Regions from separate parts of the Mus musculus genome. Here region 2 is linked to region 1. Evidence: chromatin loops called from intact Hi-C (ENCODE). Cell type or tissue: left cerebral cortex. All regions are shown on one strand. Links, peaks and the distances in the headings refer to the core of each region. The heading gives the core; the rest is flanking DNA.

Region 1 (8,000 bases), core at 1-8,000:
CAGTAGCATGTGCTGTGACTCAAAGGTGATGTCTAAGTACTAAAATGCTTATCCCGATAGAATTACAGAAAGGAAATAAAAAAGAACACTAATTAAAAACAGAATATTTTCCAGCGATTATGTTTATCCTTTTTTTTTAAACTATTTTTATTTTTAGATAGGGTCTTTCTATGTAACCCTGGCTGGTCTGAAACTCATTATGAAGTCCCTGTTGGTGTGGAAATCATGACAATCCACCCACCTCTGCCTCCCAAGTACTGGGATTAAAGGTGTGTGCAACCACATCTGGCTGTTGTACTTTTTAAAACCTAAGGAAAGCAGCTTGAGAGGTGGCTCAAAGGTCAAAAGCACTTGCTGCTCTTGCAGAGGGCCTGAGCTCAGGTCCCAGCACCCACACTGCCAAGCAGAGCATCCCTAACTCTAGCTCCAGAGGATCCAATGCTCTCTTCTGCTCTCCTCAGGCATAGCACACGGAATGAATGAATGGACATATATACACCCAGGCAAACAGCTACATACACACATGCATACATACATACATACATACGGTAAAATGTAAAAATAAATCTTTAAAAACATAATACATAAAACTTGAGGAAAGATACAATAAAATTAAATTATCTTTTTAGTAAGTATAAAAAAATTAGTACTTTTAGGGATTCTTTTATTTGTGTGTCTGTGTTTGCCTAAGTGTGTGTAGTGCATGTATGCATGTGTATATAAATGTGCACATGTATGTTTGTTCATGTGTGTATAAAAGTGAGCTTCAATGTGTATGCTTGTGTAGGGGCGAGGTCACTGTCAGGTGTCCTCTTATTTCTCTCCACCTTATTATTTGAGACAGAGTCTCTCATAGATCCTGAGCTTCTCCATTTTGGCTGTTTTGCTGGCTGACTGGCATGTCCCAAGCACCTTCCTATTTGTGTGCTCCTAGTGCAGGAGTCATAAATGTGCTATGCCCAGCCCAGCCTTTTATTTTTAACTAGTTTTATTTGCACACATGTCTGTGAACCACACGTATACCTGGTACCTGCAGAATCCAGAAGTGGGTACTTGGTCTCCTAGGAGACCACTGGAGTTACAGTGGTTGTGAGCCACCCTGCAGGTGATGGCAACAGAACCCATGTCCTCTGCAGAGCAACAGTGCTCTCAACCATCGAGCTCCCCCTTCTCCAGCCTCCCTCTCAGTTTTCTCACAGGATGTGAATACAAACTCAGGTCTCATGCTTGCACAAGTAGTTAATCTCTACTGAAGTATCTCTGCAGCCTCAGTTTTTTATCTTTATTTATTTTTATCTTTTTGAGACAAGGTTTCACTATGTAGCAGAGGCTAGCATGGAAGTCAGCAGAAATCCACTGCTTCTTCTTTCTTGGTGCTAGGATTACAAGAATGCACTACCATGCTCTACAGAGCAGACTGGTTTTGCTGAGTTTTTTGTTGTTGTTGTTGTTTTGTCTTGAGGAAGGGTCTTACTTGGTAAGCTGGCCTTGAACTTATGACCACCTCCAGTTTCAGCCTCTCAGGTGCTGGGATTGCAGGTGTGAGTCACCACACTCAGCTTTAGGGATCATTTCTACAGTTTATTAAGAACAAATTCTGATATATGGTGGTGATAGTGATGATGGCCTAGAGAACCTGGTTTTCTTCAACTTCAGTTAAAACAAATGTGACTTTACATTTCTTACACTTTGAAAAATATCAACAAAGGCAATGCCATTCCCCAAAGAGCCCAGTTTACCTTTCAACTTACCCGTGCTCTTTAATGACCTTGGCATAACTCTGAGACGTGTTTGGCACTGAAGACACTTTGTACTCTTGCTGGCTAGTATTGCCTAGATTGGGAATAGCAAGTGATATCCTTTGATTATACCTATGAGGAGAATTGAGAAAAACAGCATGTAATAAAACAGCATTTCTCTTTTGTTTGTCTGAGGCAGGGTCTCACTATATAGCTTATTCTGACTTCACACGTACACTCTGCCTGTTTCAGCCTCCATGTGCTGGGATTATAGACATATGTCACCATACCTGGCTCTCCTGCTATGTTGCCTGGCTAAGTGTTGAACTTGTGGGCTCAGTACTTCACTGCTGGGTTTACAGGTGTGTATCATCACTCCCAGGCTTAAAAATCGTCCTTTAAGAATTGGGAATGACAGGGTTTGAGTCCCAACACCCACATAATGGCTCACTATCATCTGTAACTTCAGTTCCAGGGGATCCAACACCCTCTCCTGGTGGCACTAGCATCAGGCACACATGTAATATAAAGAAATTCATGAGGGCAAAACACCTACGTACATAAAATTTTTTTTAAAAATTAAAAGGATTGGGATTGAAGGCTGTAGGTGTAGCTGGTAGAGTACTTGCCTAGGGTGCCCAAAGCCCTGTGCTCAATACCCAGTACCACAGGAACCAGACAAGGTGGCACACACCTGTAATCTTGGCATTCCTTAGGAAGTAGAGGCAGAAGGATCAGAAGTTCAAGGTCATTCTTAGCTGCACAAGCTAGCTCTGAGCTACATGGTTACTCCCAGGTCTATGAGGGATCCACAGGGAGACACCATCTCAAGAGAGCAAACAGTCAACCCAGGAGGGTCACTACAAGTTCAAGGCTGGCCTGCTCTACATAGCAAATTCCATGTCATCTGGACTACAGAGCAAGACTCTGCCTCAAAAACAAAAAGCAAAAGGGTCAGGGTTTTTTTGTTTGTTTGTTTTTTGTTTTTTGTTTTTTTTGGTTTTGGCAGTAGGCTTCTGTGTCTCTGACACTGGTAAGCTAATTCAAAGGGCTGAGGCCATCTTGGACGCAAGGTCAGCAACTTCCTTTCCCTGAAAGCAAGACTCTGCTGCACATTCCTTGAGGGCAGTGGTTCTGGCTCAGAACATTGCCTGCATGTCAATGATTGACAGATCCCTAAGAGAAACCTAGAGGCTAACTAATGAAATCCTAGGCATAGCTACCAAACTGTAACTATTTCACTGATGTTGTCTACTGATCCTATGCTCAGAAGGAAAGCTTTCTGCAACTCCCAAACAGAAAACGTGGTCACATAATGTTTTCACAAAGACACAGTGCAAAAGCCTCATCACTAATAATGGTTCATTTTGACAATTTCTGTCTGTGCATTGTGTGTCCTAAAGTTATAATCAGACTCTATTTTTGCATAATGGGTCACAAGGAAGCAAATTAAGTGTCCACCGATAAGAATAACAAACACATCTAGGGATACTTACTGATCCCAACCACTTTAACTCATTTGATTGGCAAGCAAACCCCTGGGAACCCACTTGTTTCTGCTTGCTGAGTGCTGGGGTTACAGATGCAGGCTGCCATGCCCAACTTTTACACAGGTGCTAGGGAGCCAGGCTTTGATACTCATCCTTGCTTCACCCTTCCCTCAGGCCTGCTGTCTCTCTTTTTATCTACAGCTGGTGGGAAGCTGTGTTTACCTGCGGTTTGGTCTAAAGAGAACATATTCTAAAGCATGAGTAGAATTGTTGGCGGTAGAGATGAAGCTGAAGAGAAGGAAGACCAGGTCTGGCACGCCGAGGATGCGGGTGAGCTGCTTGTGGATGACCTGTTCCCTGTAGGACATCTGCTGCTGGGTGTTTCGCCGGAACCTGTACCATCCGATAACTTTCTGCAACAAAACCAGACGACAGCAAAGTATTAAGAGCTCACTTAACTCAGAATGCGTCCAAATGAGCCCTGTAAACAAATGTTCGTGACCACTCTACGCTGGCGAGCCCAGAACTACGAACAGCCTTTCTGTCAATAAGTGAATGGATAACCTGGGTACTGGAATCATATACAGTAATAAAGAACAAATCACCATGGAGGCATCGCAAAATAACCATGCTTGGTGAAAGAAGCCAGTTGTAGGGTGTGGAAAATAGATGCTGAACAATCTTATTAGTACAAAATTCTAGAAAATGAATTTACAGTGACACATGTAGCATAGCTTCTTACTGTGTTGTGACCCCATATAGGGCCACATAACTAAAAAAATTGGTAACAGTAAAAAGTTTCTAAAGGGCTGGAGAGATGGCTCAGCAGTTAAAAGCACCAACTGCTCTTCAGAAGGTCCTGAGCCCAGCAACCATATGGTGGCTCACAGCCATCCATAATGAGATCTGACTTCCTCTTCTGGAATGTCTGAAGACAGCTACGATGTACTTACATATAATAAAATAAATAAATAAATAAATAAATAAATACATCTTTTAAAAAAAAGTTCCTAAAAGTAAAATGATCAAAAATTAACTCAAAAAAAAAAAAAAAATCAAGTATGCAGGGCTGGTAAGGTGGCTCAAGAGGTAAAGGGGCTTTCCACCAAGACTGCTGACATGAGTGTGATATCTAAAATCTACACTATAGAAGGAAAAAAAGGACTCACACAAGTTACCCTCTGACCTCCACATCTGTGACATGGCTCAAAATGACTGCCCAATGAGTGTGTGACACTCGGGTAAATGCACGTACAATGAACCTGAGATGCATTAATTTCCACTCACCAACCACTCCCTCCTCATTTCCACCACACTGCCAGTGCATCCAACTCTGTGCCAGAGTGACAGGCGAATGATGGCATTTCATTCCACTTTGTGTTCTCCTTTCATGTGTGTCCTGGCTAGTCTAGACTTCTTTTTACACCTTGTAACCTGCCTGTTCTCTCCCCCTTTTTTGCCTGCCTGCCTTTCTTTTCTTTTCTTTTCTTTTCTTCTCTTTTATTTTCTCTTCTCTTTTCTTTTCTTTCTTTCTCTTTCTTTCTTTCTTTCTTCCTTCCTTCCTTCCTTCCTTCCTTCCTTCCTTCCTTCCCTCCTTCTCTTCCTTCTCTTCCTTCCCTCCCTCCCTCCCTCCCTCCCTTCCTTCCTTTCCTTCCTTTCCTTCCTTCCTTCCTCTCCTCCCTCCCTCCCTCCCTCCCTCCTTCCATCCCTCCTTCCTTCCTTCCTTTCAAAAGAGTACTTGTATGGAAGGCTAGTGAGATGTGACTGTAGGTAAAGTGCCTTGCTATGCAAGCCATGTACCCCAAACCCTAAAACCCATGGTAGTGGCTGGATGAGACATCCCCCGTAAGTCTCACATATTTGAATACTTAAGTCTCCAGTTGCTGTTTGGGGAGGCTCAGTGGGTATATGGCCTTGCTGAAGGAAGTGTGCCACTGGGAGCTTTGAGGTTTCAAAAGCCACATGCCACTCTCATTCTGTTTCCTGTTTGATTTGAGATATGAGCTCTCAGCTGTTTCAGCTTCCATGCCTGCCTGTCATGCTGTCCAGTCATCCCAGACTCTGACCCTCTGGAACTAGAAGACCTTTCTATAATTGGGTTGGTCACAGTGTTTTATTTACAGCAATAGAAACCCTAACTAAGCACTTGTCAGGTGGGTTCCGGGAATGGAACTCAGATTGTCTACAAAAGTAGATGTGCTCTTAGCCATTGAACCATATCTTCACCCCTTCATTTATTTAAAAAAAAAATTTCTGTATGTATGTGTGTGCATTGTGTATACAGATGCCACTGGAGGCCAGAGAGAACATCAGATACCCTGGAGCTGAAGTTACAGGCAGCTGTGAGTTGCCTAGCGTAGGTACAAGGAACTGACATGAGTCCCGTAGAAGAGGAGCAAGCACTCTTAGCTCCTGAGCTGTTTCTCCAGTCCCTAAAAATTTTAGGACATAAGGTGGTGGATGTTGCTATTTTGAGACAGGTGTCAGGTAGCCTAGGCTGGCCTTCAAATCACAGTTTAGCCAATGAGAACCTGTAACTCCCGATCGTGCAGTCTCTCCACTTTTTAGGTTCTGGGATTGCAGGCATATGCTACCTTGCCCAGAATAACTGACATTTTCCAGGATCATTGTTTTGACTATAGAACTAGTTCACGTTTATGAGGTTTGCCTGAAGCTGAGGAGCTCCAGCAACTGAACGCTGCCGGAGGAGGGCAGCCATGTTGCATTGGGTGTGTGGACACTGGTAGGTTACTCATGGACATCTAGGCAACACCAACTGGACTCAGTGAGTTAAAAGAACAACGAGGGCATGAAGATGAAAGAGACAAATGTTAGGGAGAGGTCTAAAAGGAGAGGGTGGAGGTGGAGGTGGATAGGATCAAGAAATACACTACATAGGTATGAAATTTTAAATGAGTCTAAAATATTTTTAAAATTAAAAATCTACAAAATTATTTTTCAAATTATGAACTAAAGAGAATGAGCCATCCAGAGTCTTAGTTAGGGTTTTACTGCTGTGACCAGACACCATAACCAAGGCATGTCTTATAAGAACAATATTTAATTGGGGCTGGCTTACAGGTTCAGAGATTCAGTCCACTATCATCAAGAAAGGAGCATGGCAGCATCTAGGCAGGCATGGTGCAGGCAGAGCTGAGAGTTCTACATCTTCATCTGAAGGCTGCTAGTGGAAGACTGGCTTCCAGGCACTAGGATGAGGGTCTTAACGCCCACACCCACAGTGCCACACCTACTCCAACCAGGCCATACCTTTTAATAGTGCAGTGGCAGAGCATATACAAACCATCACATGTACTACTAGTAGTTTTCTGTATTAAAGTTCAGCTCCCCCCCTCCAAAGTTTAAGTAAATGAGATCACATTATAAAGACTCATCCTCCATAGTGTAAACACAATTTCAAGCCCATGATTTACCTTTAAAGCCTGCTCACAGGTGTAGCTCAGTGGCCGAGTACTGGGTTTGATCTCCAGCACCAAGAGAGAATCCCTAACGCAAGCCGATACCATGGGTTCTAGCTGTTCTTCCTTTCCCACGCTAGGCTGTGACGTCAAGATTGGAGCAAGTAATACATACAACATACCTTCCTCCGATCTTTCAGAATTCTGTCCAAACTTTCTTCATTCACTTTGCTCGCATAATCATAAAAACTGGTTTTTTAAAGAAGAAAAAAAAATAATTAAAATGCTATCATACTGTGAATAGACAGAACCACAGGGCCTACAGAGCATCTAACCCTGATAGATGCAAGTGCTTCGACTCCAAGGTTGGTAAACAGAGAATCAGCCTAAGTGCTTTCTCGATGGGGAGCTACATTTTGTATCAAATGATACTGAGAGATTGCTCCATTCAAAAGGCATTCCTTCCATGTGTGGAAAGTAATCAAGGAATTACAAAATGTATGGTTTCAAATGGCTCCACTACTTTGTTTCTAAGTATCAATTACTTATGAAAAAAAAAGATAACAGCAACTCATTTCCTGAGAAATGAGGGGAAATGAACATCTGTGGGTGTTTAACAGACCCTCGGCTGGATGCTTTTCTATTACATGTTCCAGCCACAATGCTGAGGTATAAGTTCATCCCAACTCAACAAGGCTTTCTGCTGTTTTTATAAAAGAGACAGCAAAGCTAGCCAACTGGATGATGGAGGGTCTTGCATATGCTAAGCATGGTCCAAACTGCACAGCTAAGGGGACAGGCAGACTGGACTGGAAGCCAAGTCTGGCTAGCTTCTAACAGTGTGCTCACCTCCAGAACAAACCAATGTGAGCAGTTAGATATACTCACAGGAGGGTCCTTCCTTGTCCTTGGTTATAGTCTTAGGAATGCCATTCTCCTCCCACCACATGCCCCACCGGCAGGAACACATTCAAGATACAGGGAAAAAACTGCCTCGGAGGTCAAGAGACCCCCGCCCCAGCTCAGTCGCACCTCACTGCAGGTCCAAGGATAGACTGCTTACCCTACCTACTCTCCTCTCCTTCTTTGCTAAGTTAGAAACTTGAAGTACAAGGATGATTTTTAAGATTCCCTTCAATTCTAAGTGTGAGTCAAGTCCTTGTTCTGAAAGTTCTGCACCTGCAATGTCTTGTGGCATTACTCAGGATGGTGAGACAAAGCATGTCCAGCAAAACCCTGTCAGGCCCAGAGCAGACACATCCATAGAGGTGATATGTGGTCCAAAACCTGGTGGTCTTTCCCGATGAACCCACGGCTGCTTCCCTGGCTTCCCCGCTCCTCTTTCAGCTATG
Region 2 (12,394 bases), core at 2,032-10,031, 770 kb before region 1:
GGGTTTAAAGATCTTTCAAAGAATCACTTTTCATTCCTTGGTTTTTGGTAAGTTTGATTACCACTCTCTGGAAGCCCAGCAGATCTCTACTGAACTAAAACACCAGGCACCTCAGCCACAGTTTAAAACAACCTTCACCTTCCACAGTCTCCAGTTGAGAATGTCCTATGTGAGCGTCACAGAATCCTAAACCCTAGAGAACTTTCCAATTAGTGTGAAAATCTGCTGCCTGCCAAAAACCTGCTTTTGAAGATTAATGTCTATTGAACATCATTCCCACCAGTGTTCTAAAAACCAAACAAAACCAAACAACACAAAATCCAAATATTTTAAATGGTATTAAATTAGAAAAATCTACCTCCCTCTCTGTATAATCCAATGTCCTCCCATTTTTTAATATTGAAACTACTTCTTCCTTCTTTTGAGACAGGGTCTTTTTTTGTAGCCCTATCCTTTTCTTCTTCCCAGAATCTGGACTACATTAGAAAATACCCACATTTTGGGTGAACACAGTATGCCACACCACAGCACTGCAGCCGCTAGGCAGCTGTCACCAAGAACATTGATGCTCTTCCTTTGGCCTTGAGATGCACACATGGACCTGCTGCTGCCTTCACAGAACTATCTCAGTCCACTGACTTAGAGGAACACAAAGGCTCCCCTGGAGCTGGAGTTAAAGCATTTGCAAGCTGCCCAACGTGGGTGATGGTATGGAATGCAGACCTTCAAGAGCAGTGTGAGCTTACCTACGCAGCCACTGTTCTAGCCACTGTAATGTGAGTTCTAAGAATCCTCTGGTTACAGACAGCCACATGCAATAAAACACATCAAGTACCGAATACAAAACGATACGCCTCTACTTCTTCCTGTAACCACTAAGTGACTTGCATATTAAGCACCTCCTTCCTTTGATGTTTTCTCTTTGGGGAAAAACCAAACACCTCAAATTTAAATACGTACTTTTATGGAATGCCTTCTCTACTTTAAAATCTCTAAAATTAAAATCAAGTTAGCCTTTTTTTTAAAAAAAATAAAAGCAAGTTAGATGTGCTAATTTTTTACAAGTCTGTTATGTGTAAAGACTGAGCCAATCTGACTGAATTCATGTTCAGTCCATGACAATATACAGCGAGACAAAAACCCAATTTACCAAGTTAGAAGGTTTACTTTTTTTCCCTTTGGAAAAATGCTTTATTAGATATTTTCTTTATTTACATTTCAAATGTTATCCCCTTTCCTCATTTCCCCTCCGAAAACCCCCCTATCCCACCCCCCATCTCCTTGCTAACCCACCCACTCCTGGCATTCCCCTACACTGGGACACCGAGCCTTCACAAGACCAAGAGCCTCTCCTCTCATTGATGTCCCACAAGGCCATCCTCTGTGGTTGGAGCTATGGGTCCCTCCATGTGTACTCTTTGGTTGGTGGTTGAGTCCCTGGGAGCTCTGGGGGGTACTGGTTGGTTCACACTGTTGTTCCTCCTATGGGACTGCAAACCCCTTCAGCTCCTTGGGTCCTTTCTCTAGCTCCTTCATTGGGGACCCTGTGCTCAGTCCAATGGATGCCTGTGAGCATCTACTTCTGCGTTTGTCAGGCACTGGCAGAGCCTCTCAGGAGACAGCTCTCTTAGGCTCCTGTCAGCATCCACAATAGTGCCTGGTTTGGGTAAAAAGGTCTACTTTTATTTCTTTTGACTCATTTTAGTGTATCTTCCTAAAAACAGAAATGCCACAAATTAGCATCTACAGTGTTATTTCATCCTACGGAAGACAGAGTAAGTTAAAAACAAGTAACTAGGGGCTGAAGGGATGGCTAAGAGCACTGGCTCCAATTTCCAGGATGGACACGGCAGCTCCCAAGTGTCAGTTAACGCTAGCTCCAGGAGACTGAATACTCTTTTGTGGCCTCAGTAGGCACCAGACATGCACACGGTACTACTCAGAGATGCAGGCAGGCAAACACCCATATTCATAAAATAAACATAAATAAAATAGACAACAGTCTATTCTTTCGTCACATAGACTTAGAGGGATGGCTAAGCAGTCAAGAACACTTTCCTGCTACTCTAGAGGACCCTGGTTCAATTCCCAGAACCCCACATGGGAACTCACAACTGCCTGGAACTCTAGTTTCAGGAGATCTATCATATCAGACATGCATTTGGCACATAGATCTGTGCATGCAGGCAAAATACCCATATATATAAAATAAAAATATTTAAAAATCTTTATATGATAATGTGGGGCCAAATCCATTTTCCAGGAGGAACATCATCCAATTTAGGCCAAACAACCTAAATTATAGGCACACCTATCACTCAATGCATGACAGGTACTTAGTACATATCTAGAGTTAAAAATACACTTTACATTCAGTCGTACTCAATTTTAAGAGAAAAAAAAAATCAGTTGACTACTTTAAAATATTTTGTGTTATTTAATCTAACCCTGATTCATGTTAACTGCTGGATATTCTACTGTGGAAAGCTAAATGCATTTTTGTTTCTAACCCTGAGATGAGGCTGAGTGAATACCCCTCACCCTTCTTCATCACCTGCTTAGTTCAGCTCTGCTCTCCTGAGTGAGTTCACAGAATCAGATCCAAGGACTGACAAACCTGACTGGAAGCACTGGGATCCTCAGACACGGAAGAGGGCATTTCAAAGGGAGCAGGCCAGGCGGCCCCTTCAGACTCATGTGTCTGCTGAGAACTCGATGACTCTTCTTGTTCTGCAGGAGACGGGACAGGCTGCGCAGCTCCATCACCATTGATGCTAGTCAACCGGAAATAGAGAGGAAAACGTGACACATCATACTACAGCCTACCTGTCTGTATAAAACAGACTCTATAATCAAGCATGCATCTTGTCTATAAGAAACATAGTTAGTGTTAACAAAGCAAAACTTCAACTGCAAATTTTACCCTATTCAAACTGTAAATTTTAGGACAGAATCTGATTTTTCCTAAGACAAAGATAAACAGTAGTCAAATACCTGTAGTACAAGAACTTGGAAAGAATAGCCTTCTGATACCAGTGCTCCTTGCTTTTCTTCTTCCTCTGCCACTTCTGATCGATCAGTCTTTGATAGAACTCTTTCAACCATGTCCAATCACCAGTCTGAATAACGAGACATTACCGAACAAATATGCACACGTGTGATGAATACTGGACACTGTGTTGAAAGCTCAGCCCACAGCCAATGGTGTTTCTAAGATACCGAGGAACCTCTAGAAGGCAGAGCTTAGAGGAAGGAAGCTAGGTCTCTGGAGGTGTGGCCTTGAAAGGATCCTGCACTCCTGGCCCCTTCTCTCTCTCTTTACTTTTCGGTCATCATGAGGGAAGCAGAGTCTCACCCTGGCTCTAAGGAGTTGTGCTGTGACAGGGTGACAGGATGGAGCTTCTGCACCCACCCAGAACAACACTCACGTCCCTCCTGCTCTTCTGCTGGATGTTTCCTCTCTGTGACAAGCAAGACACCGATTCTCACTCACCCAATGCTCTCAGCTAAAAGCAGATATTCTTTAGTTTCTACAGATTGTTTCATGAGCATGCACTTATAGGAAGAACAATAGAAAGAACACTTTGATTTTTCTGCACCCAATTCACATCTAAGAATCTCCTACGTTTCTCTTCTAGCTAGGCCTGGAGAGGAAATCCTTTCCTACAGTACCTTCTCAGCTGCCCGAGGAAGGCCCCGCTTTACACTTTAATCAAAGTACCTATGTGTGTCTCAACAACCACACTGAACTAAGGAGCAAGGGCTGTGACTTGTTCACTGTCACCCTAAGATCTGACCAAGTACAGGACACACAAGCTGCACTGTGTTGCTTTCTAAAGAAACTATATTATCAAATTAATTTCTTGTAACTTATTTTTTGTTATCCAAGCATTGGAGAAGTTAGGACTGGTAGGCAGGTCTGTCATCGCAGCTACCTGGAGACTGAAGCAGGTGAATTACAAGTTTAAGACCTGGGTGAACTACAATGTGAGTTAGAGGCCAGCCTGGGCAATTAGCAAGACCCTGTCTGGGGAAAGAGGTGTTCATGGGTACAGTTCAGTGACAGAACACTTATCTATCATGCATGAAGATAGGTTCAAGCAAAAATAGCACTGTGTAGGAATATTTAAAAGGTAGTACAGACAGGCAGAACCATCAAGTACTTGTCAGCAGCCCAGGAAGGCAAGCATCAAGTAGGCCTAGAGAAGTCACAACTGTCCTTATCACCTGGGGGAAAGCATCTACGGACCAGCAGCCTGAGAAGCTAGAAATCAACTCGTATAATTAGTTATACTCATAGGAACAGCTCTTTAACGTTGTTTACGTTTCGGCCAGCCATGTTTCCAGAGTATGTCTATAATAGACATTAAAAGAATTTTCAAAAACAATTAGTTCCTTTAATCTCACAGATTTACCAATCCTTTCTTTTAAAAACTGACTTCATCCTTTTAAAGACAGAATCCTGGTTTTACATTCAGCTTAAAAAAAAAATGGGTTTGGAGAGATGGCTCAATGGTTTAGAGCACTGACTGATCTTCCAGAGGACCTGGGTTTGGTTCCCAGTACCCAAGTGGTAGCTCACAAATATCTGTATGATCCAGCACCCTCTTCTGGCCTCCCTAGTTATTAGGCATGCCATGTGGTTCACAGATGTGTCCATCATGCACCTAAAAATTATACGAAGTTTCTTCTCTGTTCTTTTCTCTCCCCCCTCACCCCCCTTTAAAGACTCTCTATATAGGCCCAGCTGTCCTAGAACTCTACATACAGCAGACTGGCCTTGAACTCGAGATTCACTCTTGCTTCTGTCTCCTCAGCCTGAGGTTGGTTGCATTCCACCAACCATGACCAGATGCTTTGTCTTTAACAAAGCTTTTCTCTATTTTTAAGTCTCTGATCAAACAGCTCATTTCTTTATTGCTGAAGTACTCAGCTACAATTCCAATTTGGCATTAAAAAAAAACTGTTTTAAGTATGAATATGTACATATGCGTGTGTTTGATGCTCAGGCGTGCAGGTCTGTTTTGGATGTCAGATGAGGTTGTCAGGTGTCCTGCTCTATCACCATCTATCTCGCTGTACCCCAAGGTTGTTTTTTGTCATTCCTGATCCGGTTCCTGCCAAGCTAGCAAGCCCTAGCCATCCTATCTCCAGCTCCCCACAGTAATGGGGCTCCAGGCCTGCATGACTATGCTCTGCTTTTTAGACAAGGTCTGGGAATCTGACTCAGGTCCTTGTGCTTGCCCAGCAAGTGCTCTTAGCCCGACTCTGGCATTTCCTTAAAACAAAACCACACTTTCATATTAAGAGAGTGCTTTTCTAAATGATTTTTGCATGAAGTAGTTACCTGAGATGACCTCATAAAGAGTTCTTGAATGTCCAGCTCATCTAGTAAGAGGGTCCTTCCTATGCGGTGCACAGCCATGCTCACGTGGGACTTGCTGTAGGGAATCTTCAGGAGCTTTTTTATGTTCTTAAGAGAGTTAGAGAGGCCCCATTAGTATCACCCAGAATTTATGGAGTTTAACTTCATTCAATCTGAAGTTTAATAAGCCTTATTTAAGGTTACACAAACTAGACTTTTCGTAATAATAATCATATAGAGGGCAGAGCTTTAAACTCTGAGTTACACTGTCAATGTAAGTGCAGCCCAACACTATTACATATTCTATTACAGTACAATTCCTTTTTATAGGGATGGAGGACAACAGCTACTAGTATACCATTTTAAATTCTCAAATGGTAATAGACACAGAATAACTCTAAACATATTCAATTATTACTGTTAAAATACAACCAACAGTATTCATATTTTTTATTAGTCCCACTGTTTTGGAATTGTATCCTCCTCTTAGAGGAGATAAAAAGCATTTTTAAAGCAAACATAGGTATTGAATAATTACATAACTTTGTCTTATTCCATTGCTGATAGCAAGACTGTAAAGCATAACACGTTTTAACATCCTCCTCCCCTCCCCTGCGGCACTGCATATCCCCAAAGTCACCGTGAAAACACTCACTTCTGAGTCGGAGACGACATCCACATCATTTCCCACCGAGTCAATGAAGTCATACGCCATGCCGAAACTACGGAAGGAAGGAAGGAAGAGGCCACAGATGGAAGGCTGAACAGAGTAAAACTGTCTACTGCTTCTAGGACATGCACACCTCACATTTGGAAATCAAGAAGTCCACTGCCATCTGGCTGCCAACTTCTCATTTCTTCTTAGGTACACAGAAAATGAAGCACATCTTTAAAATGCATCTTCAACTTAGTGAGACAGTAAGAACTGCAAAAAGCAGTCAGTGTGAGCATAAACCCTTAACCTCTCTGATGCAAAACAGTTCAAGATTTAATTCCACATATGAAGAAAAACAAAATGAGAAAAATATGTTAACATGTATGGATATAACATATAAAGATATAACATCAATAAAAGAAAAAAAATTGTACCTAAAATCAACTCAGCTTAAAGAGAAAATGAAAAACTGGTAAGCACCTAACTCATTCAAATCACCAAGTTCATCTATAAGGTTGCAAAGCAACGGATGTCACCATTTTCCCCTTAGTAGGTGGCAGAGTCAGGACATTTAATCAGGACTGCATATGCATGTATGATTTTCTATCTGCTCTGGGCAAGTAGGTTAGCCTTCATTTCTCATGTACAAACAGTTAATAGTGTCTATCTTAGGGCTGGAGAGATGGCTCAATGGCTAAGAGCACTGACTGCTCTTCCAAAGATCCTGAGTTCAATTCCCAGCAACCACATGATAGCTCACAACCATCTGTAATGAGATCTGATGCCCTCTTCTGGTGTATCTGAAGACAGCTACAGTGTACTTATATATAATACATAAATAAATATTAAAAAAGAAAAAAATCTAGCACAACTACTGAAACCAACTCACCACATTTAATACAATTAAGCCATTTTTAAAATAGTCGAAATATGTGGTCATTTTCAGACTTTTCACAGTATCAAAAATGCTACATCAACTTGTAAGCAAAGCTATTACCTTTTGAGGCACTAGGATAATCTCTAAACTACTAGCTCAGGGTATTAATGCATTTGTGGCTCTTTCTGTGTTATATAAAGTTTTATATAAGTTATATAAAAATGTTTTAAGTCCAATCATTCAGGGGAGGAAAAAGAAAACACGGTTAAAACAGCCTACAAGAATATAGACACAGCATAAGACTCCCAAATACTCACAACTTTAAAAACCACCAGTAGAATTTCCAGTGTGGGTCAAGGGTGTAGGTTACCCAGCATTTGGGGTTTTAAACCTCAGGCTTTTCCAAATACTCCATCATATTTAATAAACACTCCAAAGGGCAAGCCGAGCAGCAGCTTAAGTCTTGCCCCTCGCATACCATCCTATTTGCACATATGAAAGCAGACACAACAGGCTAAAACAGCTGATGAGCAGTCAACGTGTACACGTTATCGTGACATGCTGCAGCCTGGAAGAAAGCATGTACCTCTGAAATCTTCTTACTGTACCATGGACTTTGGATGACAACTATATTCTTTTACTAAAAATATCTGAGCAAGTGAACATGCATCTCCAATTGAACTGCGAAGCAGCTTTCAGAGCTTCGAGCCGGGGTTGAGAGGGAGGGAAAGAAATGCCAGCGATTAAAATTTACCTTGAAAACGGCTTGCTTTTCTTACTATTGCCAAGAATGGTGGTTCCTGCTGGCCCTAGTTTGGCACTCTCTCGTAACCAGTTGGCAGGTGGGAGTTTCAAGTCTGTTTTTTCTTCGAGACGTGCAAACGCTGTTCGAGGAGGGGCAGAAGAGTATTTTACCACAGCTCTGCTTTTCACTTCGTTGCCTCCAAGAAATAAGGCCGATCCCTAAATAACATATGGAATGAAGCTTTAATGAACACTGCCAGGAACGACAATCTCACTTTCATAAAAATGAATTAAGAACCCACCAAATCAGGATTCACAAGGAGCCTCAGCTGCGTGTCAGCTCTAACACTTAATAAACAAGCTTAAATTACGCTTACTTAGCTGTTTTTCACGAAACTAAAAAAAAAAAAAAAAAAAAAAAGGATCAATCAAGAAGTGGACAGGGGCCAACCAACCTGCTTTTTAAAAATCTGGGCATAGTAGTTGCAAACACAAGCTTCAAGCACTCTGGAGGCAGAGGCACAAGGGCCAGTGCAAGGTCTACGTCCAGCTTGACTGCCCGGTCTGCATAACCAGTTCCACACCAGCCAAGACTCAACCCGGTACGATGAGTCACAGAAAAATGTAGACTCAGAAACTAAGTGCGCTCAACTGTGTCCTGTCAACCGCATGTAAAACGAGCAAGACTTCTGTACGGTTCTAATGGAATATTTTTAAGTAGCATAAGTCAATGACAAACGTCATTTGCAGGACGTGTTTATTTTTACCAAACACACAGCGATTGATCGGTAAGCTCATCGCATCCCATTCTACATTAGCTCCGTAGCTGACCCTACACCCACCCGGGCATGCTCAATGTCTGGACCCGCTGTTCGACTCTCCTTCGAGAACCCTTCCAGGCGTTGCAAATTCTCTGTGCCCTCCCTGGGTCCGTCCCTCTCTCCTCTGCCTGCCTTCGGCGGGCTGTGACACACACACACTCTATAGCCCGTCCACTGGCGCCGAGTGCGAAGCCAGGGGTGTTGCGCATTGCAAGCAAACGCCTGCCTGCACACCCGACGACAGGCTCGCCTGGTGATTCATTCCGTACTAGAGGTGCTAAGGAGGCGTGGAAGAAAGTTCCAGAAGCCCCACGTCCCCCTCCCAGGCCCGCAAACCCCCCAAGCCCCTGCAGGTCGCGCTCCGCCGCCGCCGCCTCTCACCTGTGCAGAAGGCTCCTCGGAGTCCGCCTGGGACAGGAGGCTGAGCCCTCCTCGGGCGGCCGCCCCTGAAGGAGAAGCCTCGGCTCCTGCTTCCTTGGGGTCCCCCATCATTTCCGACCCTGGGGAGGCGACCAGACGCGCGAGCCCTGGAGGCGGCGACAGGAACGCGGGCCCAGAGTCGCAGGAGAACCTCAGAGCGAGCGACTCGGACACTCAGCGGCTCGCACTTCCGGCGGCTGCCAGGAAGAGCTCGAGGTAGCGCGATGAAATCTCGCGAGATTCACCCAAAGGTCCAGCCCGTCCTCCGGCTCTGGCTCCTCCTTCGCGGTCCGGGCAGGAGCTGCCGCACGCCGTTGCCTGTCACACCATTAGGGCGGACACTTCTCGCGATACACGCCTCCCGGGCTCCTCCCCCTCGCTCGTGGCCGGTCTTTGTTGGCAAACAGTTAATGAGACTTGAGTCAAAGTCGCGGTGGCTGGGGTGGGGCGGTGCCGCCTTGGGTATTCGCGTAATCAAAGCTGGTGGCATCAAGGCCCTCGCAGGCGGCCGCTCTCTTGGGGCTTCTCCGAGTTGCACACGCGCGGGGACCTCCGTGGGTCTCAGCACCCTCAGATCAGTGGGGCTGAAGCAAGGAGAGAGAAGCCATCAGTCTGTTTAATCGGTTTCTAGGCAGCGCTCATGCAGCCCTGGCTGGTTTCGAACTCGCAAAATAGCCGAGAGTGACCTTGAACTTGACACTCTGCCTCCAGCTCCCGAGGGCTGGGGTTTCTTTCTGCCCGAGGATGGAACCCAGGGCTTCGTGTAGGCTAGGCAAGCACTCGGAGCTACATTTCCACCCTGCACCCAATAACAGACAAACTGCTACATTCCTCATAAAACATATATATTTGAGGTAAAAGGTTTTGTTTTATGTCGAGGTATTACGTTTTGGGTTTTTTTTTTTTTTTTTTTTTTTTTTAAATGTGTTTTGAGTGCTTTGGCTGCGTGTGTGCATGCAGTGCCCGCAGAAACCAGAAGAGGGCATCAGATCTCCTGGAACGGGAGTTACACGCAGTTGGGAGTTGTGGGCTGTGGGTGCTAAGCTGTGTCCTCTGCAAGAGCAGAAAGTGCTCCTAATGGCTGAGCCAGGACGGAGGTATACGTTTTCAGTTTTCAGTGTTTTGGCCTTTGCAATTATTTAGCCATGCCAGGTTATAATTTTCCTTAGTCTCTAAAAACCCAGTAACTGAAAAACTTTAGGAGTTCTCGGAGAAAGCAGATGCAGTCTGCAAATTGCTTTCATGCAAAACAAGACATTTTTATGAATTAACTTTTTGGTGCATATTTTGCAGATCCTTACTTTAAAGCATGTTTTGTGATTTTTTTTTAAACTACTCTGTATTTAGAGCCAGTTTTTGTTTGTTTGTTTGTTTGTTTGTTTTGTCCTTTTCGTTGTTTATTACATCAGAGGCTAGCAGGCTCGTCACATAAAAGCTTGTGCCAAACAAAACTGAGGGCCCGAGTTCCATGTCATCCCTGGACCCCACTGTAGAAGGAGAGAACTGACTCTGGAAAGCTCCCCTCTGGCCGTCACATGTCCTGTGGCATGAACACACACACAATAATAATACAGAGATCTGAATAAGACCTATGTAGCTAACACAAAAAGATTAAACTTTGAGTACTTAAAAATAAACCCTGTATATCCATTAACTCACGTTACAGGAATATTTTTTTTTACAGGAATATTTTTAAAAATTAAATTGCACATCATAGTATGTTAAATGATAAGCAAATATTTAAAAAGTAATATGGTCCCAATTTGAAAATCCATCTGTTTCTGAAATGGAAATCTCTGGTTGTTTTTGTGTCTCTAAATGAACAGATTCATGTAAGAAAGAAATGATTTACATTTAGTCTAACATTTTTCTATTTTTCTTTCTTGTTTCATATTTAATTTTATTAACACTTCTACAAATATAAGTTAGGTTCTGATAACCTTACAGTTTTGTCATTTATTAATAACGATGTATCAGTAAGAATTTACTGAGGTAGTATAGTAGTGGGTTTTTTTTTCTTCGGGACTCAAATATTGTACAAATTTCTTGAGATGCTAACATGTGGATCCTTTTTAATGATGCTTAGTAGGAAAATGTGCTACTAGTACCCTACAAAAAGGAGAAATGAAGGAAGCAGAAGTGAGAGCTCGGTATACAGAACAGGAGTCTGACAACACCAAGGGGCTCATGAGAGCTCAGGGCTCCGGCAAGCCAATCAAGCTCCCTCCCCCCTCCCCCCTCCCCCCCCCCCCCCCCCCCCGCCGCCCCCAGACTTATGGAGGAAGGTCTGGCCAGGGGCTGGGTTTCAAGAAGCCACACACAGGCAGGGACTAATTTAGTTGGGAGAGGAGAGTGATCCCTGAGGCCTGGAGAAACCAGGCACATCTGGGTTACATAAAGTTTATACATTCCTCCAGCTCTAAGAGCCTTTCCCCCATAATCAAACACATGCTGTAGGCTTCTAAAAGTTATCATCACTGCCTCTAATGTAAGTGATTGAAATCCAGTGTTGTGAGGAAACAGATCACTCCTCCCATCATTCAAACGTTAGGACAAGAACAGCTGCCAGAATTTGCCTAACATACGTCTCCTTGGGATGGTCTCTGTCACACATGCCTCCCTGGACAGTCGCATTGGCTTTGAGCTCTCGTGTTTCCCGTCTCAGTGCCTCATGGCCTCTTTGCTTAGGATACACATGTGGAGTGGATGACTAACTTACTGTGTGCCACCACAGCTCTAAGTTGCTGGTGCTTTTCTTGTGCTTAGGATTCCTTCTCTGAGTTCCCTAGCTTACTCCTGCGCATCTTGTAGATTCCGCTCAGGTCACTCTAATAAGTCCTTTCTGATACACCCCACGTTTTCTTCACACACATCCTTGGTCCCTTATACTTGTACAGCTTTATCCTGTGTTTGTCACACACGAGAAAACAACGTTTGAATCTGCCTCCCTTGCCGCCTTTGGACTCAAAGGCCTTCGTTCTGTCTGATCAGCCTTTTCACCAGCAGCAGGCTCTGCACCTGCAAACCGAGCTGTTTAAGCCCTTAGGCAATGTAGGGGAAATTGACTGGTACTGTCAATTTTAAAGTGCTTTCAAAATGTTGGAAACACAAAAAACAATGTAGTTCACTCAAAAATATTTTAATACTCAAAATCCAGGCTAAAAATGTCTTATAAAGTAGCTCAATGTAGTGTAGCACCGGTGTCATCAATTATTGAAGTTAATATTGATGCACGGTTTGTGCCGTTCTGAAACGGTTTGTAAGCTAGAGCTTCGTAGTTTGCAAAATTTCCCTCACCATGCATGAGTCTCTCAGGGAAATGCTAGTCAGTAATAGACTGATTTCGTTACCAGGTGGTGACACATACTTTTAATTCTAGCACTCTGGAAGCAGAGGCAGGCAGACCTCTGATATGTAGTGATTTCTGGGTTGGCCAGAGATACACAGTGAGACCATTATTTTAAAAATATGCATCTAGTTATTTGTAGCATGTAATATTTTTATATTGTTTT

What was found. Peaks named below come from ENCODE experiments on the same cell type or tissue, not always from the same donor. Only the 100,000 strongest peaks of a DNase experiment are listed, where the experiment ranks them.
Region 2: it touches region 1 in a loop (3-fold over the local background); 4 of 42 quality-filtered maps call a loop at or near these places.

Annotation. Positions count from the first base shown.
Region 1 is chr7:132,870,469-132,878,468 of GRCm38, reverse strand. It overlaps Abraxas2 (BRISC complex subunit), which reads right to left. Exons shown (of 9, transcript NM_198017.3): 4 at 6,831-6,897; 5 at 3,452-3,642; 6 at 1,752-1,871. It overlaps 1500002F19Rik (a long non-coding RNA gene), which reads left to right. Exons shown (of 2, transcript XR_003946678.1): 2 at 3,431-3,855. Among named protein-coding and RNA genes, the nearest start is that of Abraxas2, 15 kb to the right of the region's middle. In left cerebral cortex, for the core only: no CTCF peak of the experiment used is centred there; no DNase peak of the experiment used is centred there.
Region 2 is chr7:133,634,373-133,646,766 of GRCm38, reverse strand. It overlaps Edrf1 (erythroid differentiation regulatory factor 1), which reads right to left and starts at 9,092. Exons shown (of 25, transcript NM_178115.4): 1 at 8,844-9,092; 2 at 7,652-7,860; 3 at 6,021-6,087; 4 at 5,348-5,473; 5 at 2,995-3,119; 6 at 2,618-2,774. The coding sequence starts at 8,954. In left cerebral cortex, for the core only: CTCF peaks have their summits at 6,834 (motif pointing left), 8,704, 8,912 and 9,853 (motif pointing right); DNase peaks (open chromatin) are centred at 8,282, 8,706, 9,169, 9,866 and 2 more places; H3K4me3 peaks cover 2,849 bases; H3K27ac peaks cover 1,584 bases.